2 separate regions of the Homo sapiens genome follow, and region 2 is linked to region 1. Evidence: read pairs that join two places in POLR2A ChIA-PET (ENCODE). Cell type or tissue: PC-9. All regions are shown on one strand. Links, peaks and the distances in the headings refer to the core of each region. The heading gives the core; the rest is flanking DNA.

Evidence for each region. ChIA-PET counts read pairs that join two places held together with the same protein. Peaks named below come from ENCODE experiments on the same cell type or tissue, not always from the same donor. Only the 100,000 strongest peaks of a DNase experiment are listed, where the experiment ranks them.
Region 2: POLR2A ChIA-PET joins it to region 1 with 10 read pairs; 2 of 35 experiments call an interaction of 5 or more read pairs at or near these places.

Annotation. Positions count from the first base shown.
Region 1 is chr1:15,778,190-15,784,156 of GRCh38, reverse strand. All of the region lies in intron 8 of FBLIM1 (filamin binding LIM protein 1), which reads right to left. Among named protein-coding and RNA genes, the nearest start is that of FBLIM1, 22 kb to the right of the region's middle. In PC-9, for the core only: no CTCF peak of the experiment used is centred there; a DNase peak (open chromatin) is centred at 3,316; H3K4me3 peaks cover 385 bases; H3K27ac peaks cover 3,231 bases.
Region 2 is chr1:16,959,531-16,965,497 of GRCh38, reverse strand. It overlaps CROCC (ciliary rootlet coiled-coil, rootletin), which reads right to left. Exons shown (of 37, transcript NM_014675.5): 27 at 4,368-4,740. Among named protein-coding and RNA genes, the nearest start is that of MFAP2, 18 kb to the left of the region's middle. RefSeq lists a silencer at 4,299-4,488. In PC-9, for the core only: CTCF peaks have their summits at 1,844 and 4,733 (motif pointing right); a DNase peak (open chromatin) is centred at 4,647; H3K4me3 peaks cover 1,095 bases.

The DNA of each region.
Region 1 (5,967 bases), core at 598-5,597:
CAGGCTGGAGTGCAGTGGCACGATCTTGGCTCACTGCAACCTCTGCTTCCCGGGTTCAAGCGATTCTCCTGCCTCCCAGGTAGCTGGGATTACAGGCGTGTGCCACCACACCCAGCTAATTTTTGTATTTTTAGTAGACAGGGTTTTGCCATGTTGGTCAGGCTGGTCTCGATCTCCTGACCTCAAGTGATCCGCCCACCTTGGCTTCCCATGCTGGGATTACAGGTGTGAGCCAGTGCGCCCGGCTTCAATAACCCCTTTAGAACATAAATTCTGGGCGGGCGCGGTGGTTCACGCCTATAATCCCAGCACTTTGGGAGGCTGAGGCGGGCGGATCACAGGGTCAGGAGATAGAGACCATCCTGGCTAACACGGTGAAACCCCATCTCTACTAAAAATACAAAAAACTAGCCGGGCGTGGTGGCGGGCGCCTGTACTCCCAGCTATGTGGGAGGCTGAGGCAGGAGGCAGGAGAATGGCGTGAACCCGGGAGGCAGAGCTTGCAGTGAGCCGAGATCGTGCCACTACACTCCAGCCCGGGTGACAGAGCGAGACTCCATCTCAAAAAAAAAAAAAAAAAAAAAAAAGAACGTAAGTTCTACGAGACAGGAACCCTGTTTAAGGCCAAGTCCCCATCCCAGCACAGGCCATGGGTATCTGCTGATGAGTGCCTGAATCTAGTCCAGTCCCTTCATTTCACAGGTGGGATACCAAGGTCCAGGGAGGAGTGGGCTCTGCCCCAGGTCACACAGCTGGTTCTGGAGCTGGGACCAGACTGGGTCTCCAGGATCTGGCTCCAGGGGCCTTTCTGTGACTCCACAGCCCACACAGCTTCAACACCAGCACAAACATTAATATTTTCTATTTTTCAAATCACCAAAGGATTTCAGAATGAGGAACACAGGGACTCGGGGCCCAAATTCTACCAACGTCACTGTTCTGCCCCAGAAACCTCACCTGGGCACATGCTAGAGAATAACAGGGGGGACAATTTGCGCGCAGAGACTTGGTTCTGGGCACCCTTTGGAAGCTGCACTGATCCCACAAAAGAGTCCTTATAGGGGGCCAGGCGCAGTGGCTCACGCCTGTAAGCCCAGCACTTTGGGAGGCTGAGGCGGGCGGATCATGAGGTCAGGAGTTTGCGACCAGCCTGGCCAACATGGTGAAACCCCGTCTCTACTAAAAATATAAAAATTAGCCGGGCGTGGTGGTGGGTGCCTGTAATCCCAGCTACTCATGAGGCTGAGACAGAATTGTTTGAACCCGGGAGGAGGTTGCTGAGATCGCGCCACTGCACTCCAGCCTGGGAGACAGGGCAAGACTCCGTCTCAAAAAAAAAAAAAAAAGAGTCCCTATAGGGACTACTTTGGGGTCACAGGTGGCCCTCCTTATGCAGTAGGGACCAGGGTCTGCAATCTGCCTTCCTCCATGGCCAGCTGGGTGAGGCACCCCTGTGTGTCTCCTCCCTACAAGGCCACTTGAGTCTCTCAAGTAGACCATGGGCTATACAACTGCACCATCTGTGCCACCTGTTTGGCACTGTAAGAACACATGCCAGAGGGCCACATGAGACCCCTCCTAAATTAGAACCAATTGGAAGAAACACCTTATCTACCACCAAGTCTCACAACCTCTGCAAGGCAGCTGTGCGGTGGCTGAAACCTCACTGAACCCAGCCCACACAAGCATGGCTGGAACCACTTTTCTGAGACTGTTTGCCTGTTTCCCATCCTTTTTTTTTTTTTTTTTAAGATAGAGTCTCACTCTGTCACCCAGGCTAGAGTGCAGTGGCATTATCATGGCTCACTGCAGCCTCCACCTGTCAGGCTCAAGCAATCCTCCTGCCTCAGCCTCCAGAGTAGCTGGAACTACAGACAGGTACCACCATGCCTGGCTAATTTTTAAACATTTATGGTAAGATGAGGTCTTACTGCGCAGGCTGGCTTCGAACTCCTGGGCTCAAGTGATCCTCCTGCCTCAGCCTCCCAAAGTGCTGGGATCACAGGTGTGAGCCACCACACCCCACCAGTTTCCCCATGTGAAATGGGGACAATAAATCCCATCTCACAAGACTGTCACTAGGATTAAACAAGGTGATGTCAATGAAAGCATTTTATAAATTAAAAAATACTACCTACAGGCCAGGTGCGGTGGCTCACACCTGTAATTCCAGCTCTTTGGGAGGCTGAGGTGGGCGGATCACGAGGTCAGGAGATCAAGACCATCCTGGCTAACACAGTGAAACCCCATCTCTACTAAAAATACAAAAAATTAGCCAGGCGTGGTGGCAGGCGCCTGTGGTCCCAGCTACTCGGGAGGCTGAGGCAGGAGAATGGCGTGAACCCGGGAGGTGCAGCTTGCAGTGAGCCGAGATTGCACCACTGCACTCCAGCCTGGGCGACAGAGCGAGACTCCGTCTCAAAAAAAAAAAAAAAAAACAATACTACCTACATATAAAAGTATTGTTATCCTTCCAACAATAGTCATAAATAATATGGACCCCAAAGCAAGTAGAAATGGTGAGATGTGGGTGTGGGCAGTGCAGGGAAACCCATTTTTCTTCTTAGTTAACAGCACTCAACTCCTTCCAGGCTGCTGCAGTTCAAGAGCCTCATTATTTTTTTTTTTTTTTTTTTGAGACAGAGTCTTGCTCTGTTGCCCAGGCTGGAGGATTAGAGTGCAGTGGCACAATCTCTGCTCACTGCAACCTCTGCCTCCAGGTTCAAGTGATTCTCCTGCCTCAACCTCCCAAGTAGCTGGGACTACAGGTGTGCGCCACCATACCCAGCTAATTTTTTTTGAGACAGAGTCTCACTCTGTCTCCAGGCTGGAGTGCAGTGGTGCAATCTCGGCTCACTGCAACCTCTGCCTCCCGGATTCAAGAAATTCCCCTGACTCACCCTCCCGAGTAGCTGGGACTACAGACACACGCCACCACACCCAGGTAATTTTTGTATTTTTAGTAGAGATGGGGTTTCACCTTGTTGGCCAGGATGGTCTCCATCTCTTGACCGCCTGCCTCAGCCTCCCAAAGTGCTGGGATCACCAGCATGAGCCACCATGCCTGGCCAAGAAGCCTCATCTTCTGACACATAACTGCTGGAGTCCAAATGCCGACTTACTACACCACCTCGGCCAAGTCATCAAGGACTACCGGGGGGGTTTATTCGCTTCCTGGCCAGGCTCAGGAAGGTGCCAGTCACTGCTGGAACTCGTGAGGATGATGTTGGGGATAACAGCACTTAAACTTCCTCACTGGGCTTTCAAAATGCATTATCAGCAGGACTTTGACCTATAACCAACAAAGACAATGTAATTACTCAGCAATTTATCAACTTCTCTACCCAGCTCCTTTGATAACCTCAGTGAAAATAGCCTCTGGGTTCCAGTATCTGTTTAAATAAATGGGAGTGAACAGGTGTGTCGAAATACTCATCGGCTGAGTAAGAGATCTGCTCTGGGGCTCTCCACTTAGGTCCCCGCATAAAAGTTGCCACCTTGTCACCATCACCGGAGAAGACAGAAGCTTCAGTGACAAGGAGCCAGCTGTAGAAGGGGTGGGAGAGGATTTCTGAGCCTCCTCAGCAGGACTGACTACATAATTTGTACGATCTAGGACAAAATAAAAATGTGGGGCCCCTTGTTCAAAAATTAAGAATTTTGACTGGGTGTGGTGGCTCACGCCACCCAGCACTTTGGGAGGCCAAGGCGGGCAGATCACTTGAGATCAGGAGTTCAACACCAGGCTGGCCAACATGGCGAAACCCCATCTCTACTAAAAATACAAAAAATTACCCGGGCATGGTGGTGTAAGCCTGTCATTCCAGCTACTCAGGAGGCTGAGGCAAGAGAATTGCTTGAACCTGACAGGCAGAGGTTGCAGTGAGCCGAGATAGCGCCACTGTACTCCAGCTTGGGTAACAAAGTGAGACTCAGTCTCTACAAAAAAAAAATTTAAGAATTTCAGGCCGTGCGCAGTGGCTCATGCATGTGATCTCAGCACTTTGGGAGGCCAAGGTGAGAGGATCGCTTGAGCCTAGGAGTTCAAGACCAGCCTGGGCAAATTTTTGTAGAGAAGTCAACTCTACAAAAATTTTAAAAATAAAAAAATTAGCTGGGCGTGGTGGTGCGCACCTGTACTTCCAGCTACTCAGGATGCTAAGGTGAGAGAACTGCTTGAGCCCAAAAGTTCGTTCAAGGCTACAGTGAGCTATGATCACACTACTGCACTCCAGCCTGACTCCAGTCTCTGTCTCTATTAAAAACAAACAAACAAACAAAAATCAAGAATTTAAAGACAGCAATAGCAGAACTTCAAAACTAGCATAGGACCCTTCTGATCACCAAGCCACATGTGATGACTCCTGGGCCCTTCTTCCTGGGACAACTGCACCAGCTTCTAATCAGCTCGCCCATCTCAGCCTGACCCCTCTCTGCAGCCTGAAGTCCAGACTCTCTAGCCTGGCACCATAGTCCTTTCCTTCTCTCTGACCTAATCATTAACCATAACCCCAGCCCTCTACACTCCAGTCACATCTACAAACTTCCACTTCTGGCCGGGTGCAGTGGCTCACACCTGTAATCCCAGCACTTTGGGAGGCTGAGGCAGGTGGATCACTTGAGGTCAGGAGTTCAAGACCAGCCTGGCCAACGTGGTGAAATCTCATCTCTACTAAATACAAAAATTAGTCAGGTGTGGTGGCACATGCCTGTAGTCCCAGCTGCTTGGTAGGCTGAGGCAGGAGAACCGCATGAACCCAGGAGGTGGAGGTTGCAGTGAGCTGAGATCGCACTGGTGCACTCCAGCCTGGGTGACAGAGTGAGACGCCATCTCAAAAAATAAATAAATAAAAATTTAATAAAAACAATTTAAAAGAGACAATTTCTAAGTGAAAAAGTAACATTCAAAAGAGTTGATCTAGGCTGGGTGCAGTGGCTCATGCCTGTAATCCCAGCACTTTGGGAGGCCGAGGCAGGTGGATCACCTGAGGTCAGGAGTTCAAGACCAGCCTGGCCAACATGGAGAAACAACATCTCTACTAAAAATACAAAAATTAGCCGGGCGTGGTGGCACGCACCTGTAATCCCAGCTACTCAGGAGGCTGAGGCAGGGAGAATTGCTTGAACCAGGGAGCTGGAGGTTGCAGTAAGCCAAGATCATGCCACTGCACTCTAACTTGGGAGACAGAGTGAGACTGTCTCAAAAATAAAAAAACGCTGGGCACGGTGGCTCACGCCTGTAATCCCAGCACTCTGGGAAGCTGAGGTGGGCAGATCACCTGAGGTCAGGAGTTTGAGACCAGCCTGACCAACATGGAGAAACCACATCTTTACTAAAAATACAAAACATTAGCTGGGCGTGGTGGTGCATGCCTGTAATCCCAATTACTCGGGAGGCTGAGGCAGGGGAATCGCTTGAACTCGGGAGGTGGAGGTTGCAGTGAGCTGAGATCACGCCATTGCACTCCAGCCTGGGTAACGCGAGTGAAATCCCATCTCAAAAAAAAAAAAGAAAAAGAAGCTTCCACTTCCTCTGATTCTTCAGGCTTGCTCGTGTTACCGTGGATTTTTGTAGCTCTTTTCCCCTTTCTGGACTTCTCCCCTCTATGAATATCTGGCAAACTCCTACTCATCCTGCAAGGCCCAGTCAAGCATTGCCTCCTACATGAGTGCCTTTGATTCTACCATCCTGGTTAGACCATCACTGCCTTCTTTATCCCAAAGCTGATTTATTTTTTATTTTTATTTATTTATTTTTAAGACAGGGTTTCACCATGTTGCCCAGGCTGGTCTCGAACTCGTGAGCTCAAGTAATCCACCCATCTCAGCTTCCCAAAGTGCTGGGATTACAGGTGTGAGGCACTGCACCAGGCCCCCAAAGCTGATTTCTACATTCTCTTGCCCAGCACCTGGAAAAGGCACTGTGGTGTGGATCTGTCCAGCATCCTCTTCTCCCTTCCTCCAGTT
Region 2 (5,967 bases), core at 353-5,352, 1.2 Mb before region 1:
GGCCTCTGTACATGCTGCTCCCCTTCTCCCCATGGCCTCTCTTTGCCTGGCCCATCCTTTAGGGCCATCCCTCTCCCTCAGAGGCCTCTCTGGCCACAGGCTGGATTACAGTGAGCTCATCCCACCCTCAGCGGGGTCTGATGTCTGCCACCCCCACCCCGACCAGGAGCACCATGAGGGCTGGGCCTCGTCTCTTCCATCCACCACTGTTCCCAGGGCCCAGTGCAAGGGTGGTTGCTGCATCACCTCAAGTCTCTCCATACTGAGTGCCCACTGTGCTAGGCACTTCATCTTCACAACAACTTCCTGACAGGTAAGGAACAATTTACCCTCTTCCCAGGCAAGGCTGGCACAAAGCAGTTAAGTGATTTGCTTGTTCTGTTGACTGGGTGTGGTGGCTCACACCTGTAATCCCAGCACTGTGGGGTCCGAGGCAGGCGGATCACTTGAGGTCAGGAGTTCAAGGCAAGCCTGGCCAACATGGTAAAACCCCGTCTCTACTGAAAATACAAAAATTGGCCAGGTGCGGTGTCTCATGCCTGTAATCCCAGCACTCTGGGAGGCCAAGGCAGGTGGATCACCTGAGGTCAGGAGTTCGAGACCAGCCTGCCAACTAGTGAAACCCCATCTCTACTAAAAATACAAAAATTAGCTGGGCGTGGTGGCATGCACCTGTAATCCCAGCTATTCGAGAAGCTGAGGTTGGAGAATTGCTTAAACCCGGGAAGCGGAGCTCGCAGTGTTCCTAATCGAACCGCTGCACTCCAGCCTGGGTAACACAGCGAGACTCCGTCTCAAAAAAAGAAGAAAGAAAAGACTGGGAGCAGTGGCTCACACCTGTAATCCCAGCACTTTGGGATGCCGAGGTGGGCAGATCACGAGGTCAGCAGTTCGAGACCGGCCTGGCCAACATGGTGAAAACCCGTCTCTACTAAAAATACAAAAATTAGGTGTGGTGGCGGGCGCCTGTAATCCCAGCTACTCAGGAGGCTGAGGCAGGAGAATTGCTTGAACTGGGACCTGGGAGGCAGAGGTTGCAGTGAGCTAAGACTGCACCATTACACTCCAGCCTGGGCAACAGAGTGAGACTCGGTCAAAAAAAAGAAGAAAGAAGAGGAAAGAAAAGAAAAGAAAGTAAGGAAGGAAGGAAAAGAAAGGAAAAGAAAAGAAAAGAAAAGAGAAAAATTAGCTGAGCATGGTGGCCCACGCTTATAGTCCCAGCTACCTGGGAGGCTGAGGTCTGGAGGCTGAGGCAGGAAAAGCACTTGAACCCTGGAGACAGAGGTTGTAGTGAGCTGAGACTGTGCTGCACTCCAGCCTGGGCAACAGAGAGAGACTCTGTCTCAAAAAAAAAAAAAAATAAAGAAAAAAGAAAAGAAAAGAAAAAGAAAAAAGTGGGCCCGGCACGGTGGCTCAGACCTGTAATCCCAGCACTCTGGTGGGAGGCCGAGGCGGGCAGATCACCTGAGGTCAGGAGTTCAAGACCAGCCTGGCCAACATGGTGAAACCCCCATCTCTACTAAAAATACAAAAAATTAGCTGGGTGCAGTGGTGCACGCCTGTAGTCCCAGCTACTCAGGAGGCTGAGGCAGGAGAATCGCTTGAACCCAGCAGGCGGAGGTTGCAGTGAGTCGAGATCGCGCCATTGCACTCCAGCATAGGCAATAGAGCGAGACTTGGGCTCAAAAAAAAACAAAAACAAAGTGATTTGGTTGTTCTCAATGCTGGGAAGTTTCAGGGCTGAGATGGGAATCCAGGCAGCCCGACTCCCTGGCAGCACTCCTGCTTGGAGTGATGGCCCGGGGAGGTGGAGGGGGCAGGGCGGGTGGAACCAGGGCACTACCTGGAGGCTGGCACTGGAACTGCAGGACACGGGTCCTGCCATGAGCATCCTGCCTTGGCCGCAGAGGGACACCAAAACTGCTCCGCAGCCATGAACTTGGTCACCACCCAAAAGGCCTCGCTCAGAGGTTCCCAAAGAAGCAGGCCTGCCCCTGGGGGCCTCCAGCTCTAGAAGGTCCCATCGTCTCAGGGTAAAAGTCCCCGTAGAGGCCTATAATGTCTATTGGAGCAAGCCCTTCGTCCCCAAATCTCACCCCCCTGCTTGATGCTCTGGGACTGCTGGCCCCTGCTGTCCACAGGACAGGCGCACCTCCACTCAGGACCTCCCTACTCGCCCCGAGTCCCCCTCCCAGCTGCTCGCTCACGTTCTCCCCTTACCCATCACCTCCTCAGTGAGGCACCTGCTGCCCCCGCATGAACTGCCCTAGCCCCTACCTTGGCTTTGCCCAATTTTTTTTTTTTTTTTTTTTCTGAGACGGAGTTTCGCTCTTGTTGCCCAGTCTAGAGTGCAATGGTGCGATCTCGGCTCACCACAACCTCTGCCTCCTGGTTTCAAGAGATTCTCCTGCCTCAGCCTCCCGAGTAGCTGGGATTACAGGCGTCTGCCACCACACTTGACTAATTTTTTGTATTTTTAGTAGAGACAGGGTTTCACCATGTTGGCTAGGCTGGTCTTGAACTCCTGGCCTCGAGTGATCCACCCGCTCCGGCCTCGCAGAGTGCTGGGATTACAAACATGAGCCAACGTGTCTGGCCATTTTCATCATTTTTAAGTGTACAACTGAGCGGCATGAATTACATTCACACTGTTGTGCAGCCATCACCATCATCTGTTCCCAGATCATCCCGACTGGAGGTCAGGAGTTTGAGACCAGCCTGTCCAACATGGTGAAACCCCATCTCTCCTAAAAAAAAAAAATATACATATATATATATGTATATTTATATACACACACACACATACACAAAAATTAGCCAGGTGTGCCGGGCACAGTGTCTCATGCCTTTAATCCCAGCACTTTGGGAGGCTGAGGTGGGCAGATCACGTAAGGTCAGGAGTTCAAGACTAGCCTGACCAACATGCTGAAATCCTGTTTTTTTTTTTTTTTTTTTTTTTTTTTGAGACGGAGTCTAGCTCTGTCGCCCAGGCTGGAGTGCAGTGGCGGGATCTCAGCTCACTGCAAGCTCCATCTTCCGGGTTCACGCCATTCTCCTGCCTCAGCCTCCCGAGTAGCTGGGACTACAGGTGCCTGCCACTGTGCCCAGCTAATTTTTTTTGTATTTTTAGTAGAGACGGGGTTTCACTGTGGTCTCGATCTCCTGACCTCGTGATCCGCCCACCTCTGCCTCCCAAAGTGCTGGGATTACAGGCATGAGCCACCGCGCCCAGCCTTGAAACCCCGTCTCTACTAAAAATACAAAAATTAGCCAGGCGTGGTGGCACACGCCTGTAGTCTCCCAGCTACTCAGGGGGCTGAGGCAGGAGAATCACTTGAACCCAGGAGGCAGAGGTTGCAGTGAGCCGAGATCGTGCTACTGCACTCCAGCTTGGGCAACAGAGCAAGACGCCATCTCAAAAAAAAACAAAAAGAATAATTAAAAACAATACAGTGTAACAAGTGTAAGATTTCCACTTAGCTGTATTTGGTATCCTAAGTAACCTAGAGATGACTGAAAGTATGTGGGAGTATATGGCAGGATGGAAGCTCAGAAAATCAGATAAGGAGTCAAAGGCATTAAGAGCCCTCCAGCCCCCGGTCCAGGAAAGGCACGGTGGCTCACGCCTGTAATCCCAGTGGGAGGATCGCTTGAGTCCAGGAGTTCAAGACTAGCCTGGGCAATATGGCAAAACCCCATCTCTACTAAAAACACAAAAATTAAGCAGACATTGTAGTGCACACCTGTAGTCTCAGCTACAAAGGAGGTTGAGGTGGGAGAATCACTTGAGCCCAGGAGGCACAGGCTGCCAAGGCAGAGGGAGCCAAGATCACACTACTGCACTTCAACTGAGGTGACAGAGTGAGATCCTGTCTCAAAAGTTGAAAAAAAAGAATCACCCCACTTCCCCAAAAAAATAAGTGGCCTAGACCGGGTGCCGTGGCTCATGCCTCTAATCCCAACCCTGAGAGGCTGAGACAGGAGGATCGCTTGAGGCCAGGAGTTTAAGACCAGCCTGGGCAACATAGTGAGACCCCGTCTCCACAAAAACTACAAAAATTAGCTGGGCGTGGTGGCACACCTGTAGTCCCAGCTACTCAGGAGGCTGAGGAGGGAGGACCACTTGAGCCCGGGAAACAGATGAGGCCTGGTCTAAAGAAAAAAGAAGCGCCCTTGAGAAGCACAGATCAGTGAAGGGAGGGGTCTCGGTGAGGGGACGGGGCTAAGAAGTGGACCTCAGTGGAGAGGTGTGGTGGGCTCCTTGAAAAAAAACAAAAACAAAAACAAAAACACCCTGCCATGTGGGGGCGGGGCCTCAGTGCGGCCCGCCCACCTCCCCCCTTCCCTGCGCGCGGCACTGCCCTTACCTTCTGCGGGTGCGTCCCGGGCAGGGGAACCGGGCACTGGCCGCGGGGCTGGGCTGGGCGCGCGACCGAGGCCGAGGCCCCGGCGCAGAGCCGAGCGCAGGCCACCCAGCTGGGCCTCCGCCGCGCGCCGCTGCACCTCCACGCGGGCCAGCTCGGCCTCCAGGCCTTGTGCCCGGCCCTCGGCTGCGCTCAGCCGCAGGCCCAGCTCTGCAGCCTCGGCCCGCGCCGCCTCCAGCTTCAGCTCCAGGCCGCGGGCGTGGTCCAGCTGCTGCTTTTCAGTGCCACGCGCCTCCTCCAGGGAGCCCAGCAGGCGTCGCTCGCGGGTCCGGAACTCGCCTTCTTGTTCCTGCAGCTTCCGCTGGGCTACCTGGAGCTGGAGTGATGCCAGGAGGTGGAGGTCGGCAAGACCTCTCCCAACCCGACGCCCCACCCCTAAGGCCCAGACTGGAGCCCACCATCCCTGACTGTGTGGTCAGTACAACCCTTTCTCCTTTAGTGCTCGCCACTCAAGCAGGCGGTGCAAAAACATCCCCGTGGGAGGAAATACTAGAACTTGTTTATTAATCTCTTTATTCTTTATACAAGCCTTGTAATGCCCATAGTTTATTAGTAATAACAGCTGGCATTTGAATACATAGGGCTTATCAGTGCCAGGCACTAAGTAACTTTCCAAAAAATATTAACTCTAATTACTACTCTATGAATCGATCTCACTTTACAGAAGATGAAACAGGCACAGAGATGCTAAGTAACTTGTCCAAGGCCAGAGTTAGTAAACTGCAGAGCTGGGATTCAAAGCCAGGCACTCTAGCTCCAAAGGCTGTTTTTTTTGTTGTTTTTGTGGGTTTTTGTTTGTTTGTTTTTGGAGACAGAGTCTAGCTCTGTCACCCAGGCTGGAGTGCAGTGGGGCAATCTCAGCTCACTGTAACCTCTGCCTCCTGGGTTCAAGTGATCCTCCCACCTCAGCCTCCGAGTAGCTGGGATTACAGGTGAGCACCACCATGCCCAGCTAATTTTTGTATTTTTAGTAGAGACAGAGTTTTGCCATGTTAGCCAGACTGCTCTCGAACTCCTGGCCTCAAGTGATCTGCCAGCCTCGGCCTCCCAAAGTGCTGGGATTACAGGTGTGAGCCACTGCGCCCGGCTGTTTTTGTTTCTGTTTTTTTTTTTGTTTTTTGTTTTTAATAGCTTGACAGCAGCTTATTAATCACATGTACTCACAGCCCTGGGGGGTGGGGGAAAGGCGGGGAGGCATACCACACGGGGCCACACGGGGGCTGTGGGCTGCACTTGAGAACACAGTGAACAGCCAGGAAGGTTAAGTGCCCACTGGTTCCAAAGGGAGCTGTGTCCAGAGGCTGTTCCCTTAACCACTAGGCTACATTGCCGCCCTTGCCCATAATTTATCAATAAATTTGCACACAATGGGGGCATGCACTAAAATATCATTTCCTGATGGGATGCATGGTCACACAGACACAAAGCCACCCCTGCCATTTAGAGAGTCAACCTCTCACGGTCACCAGTTTCACTGGAAACCCATCTACTGAGCAGCTGGTTGCCAGGACCTGTGCCAGGGCCCTTCATACATGCTCGGCTG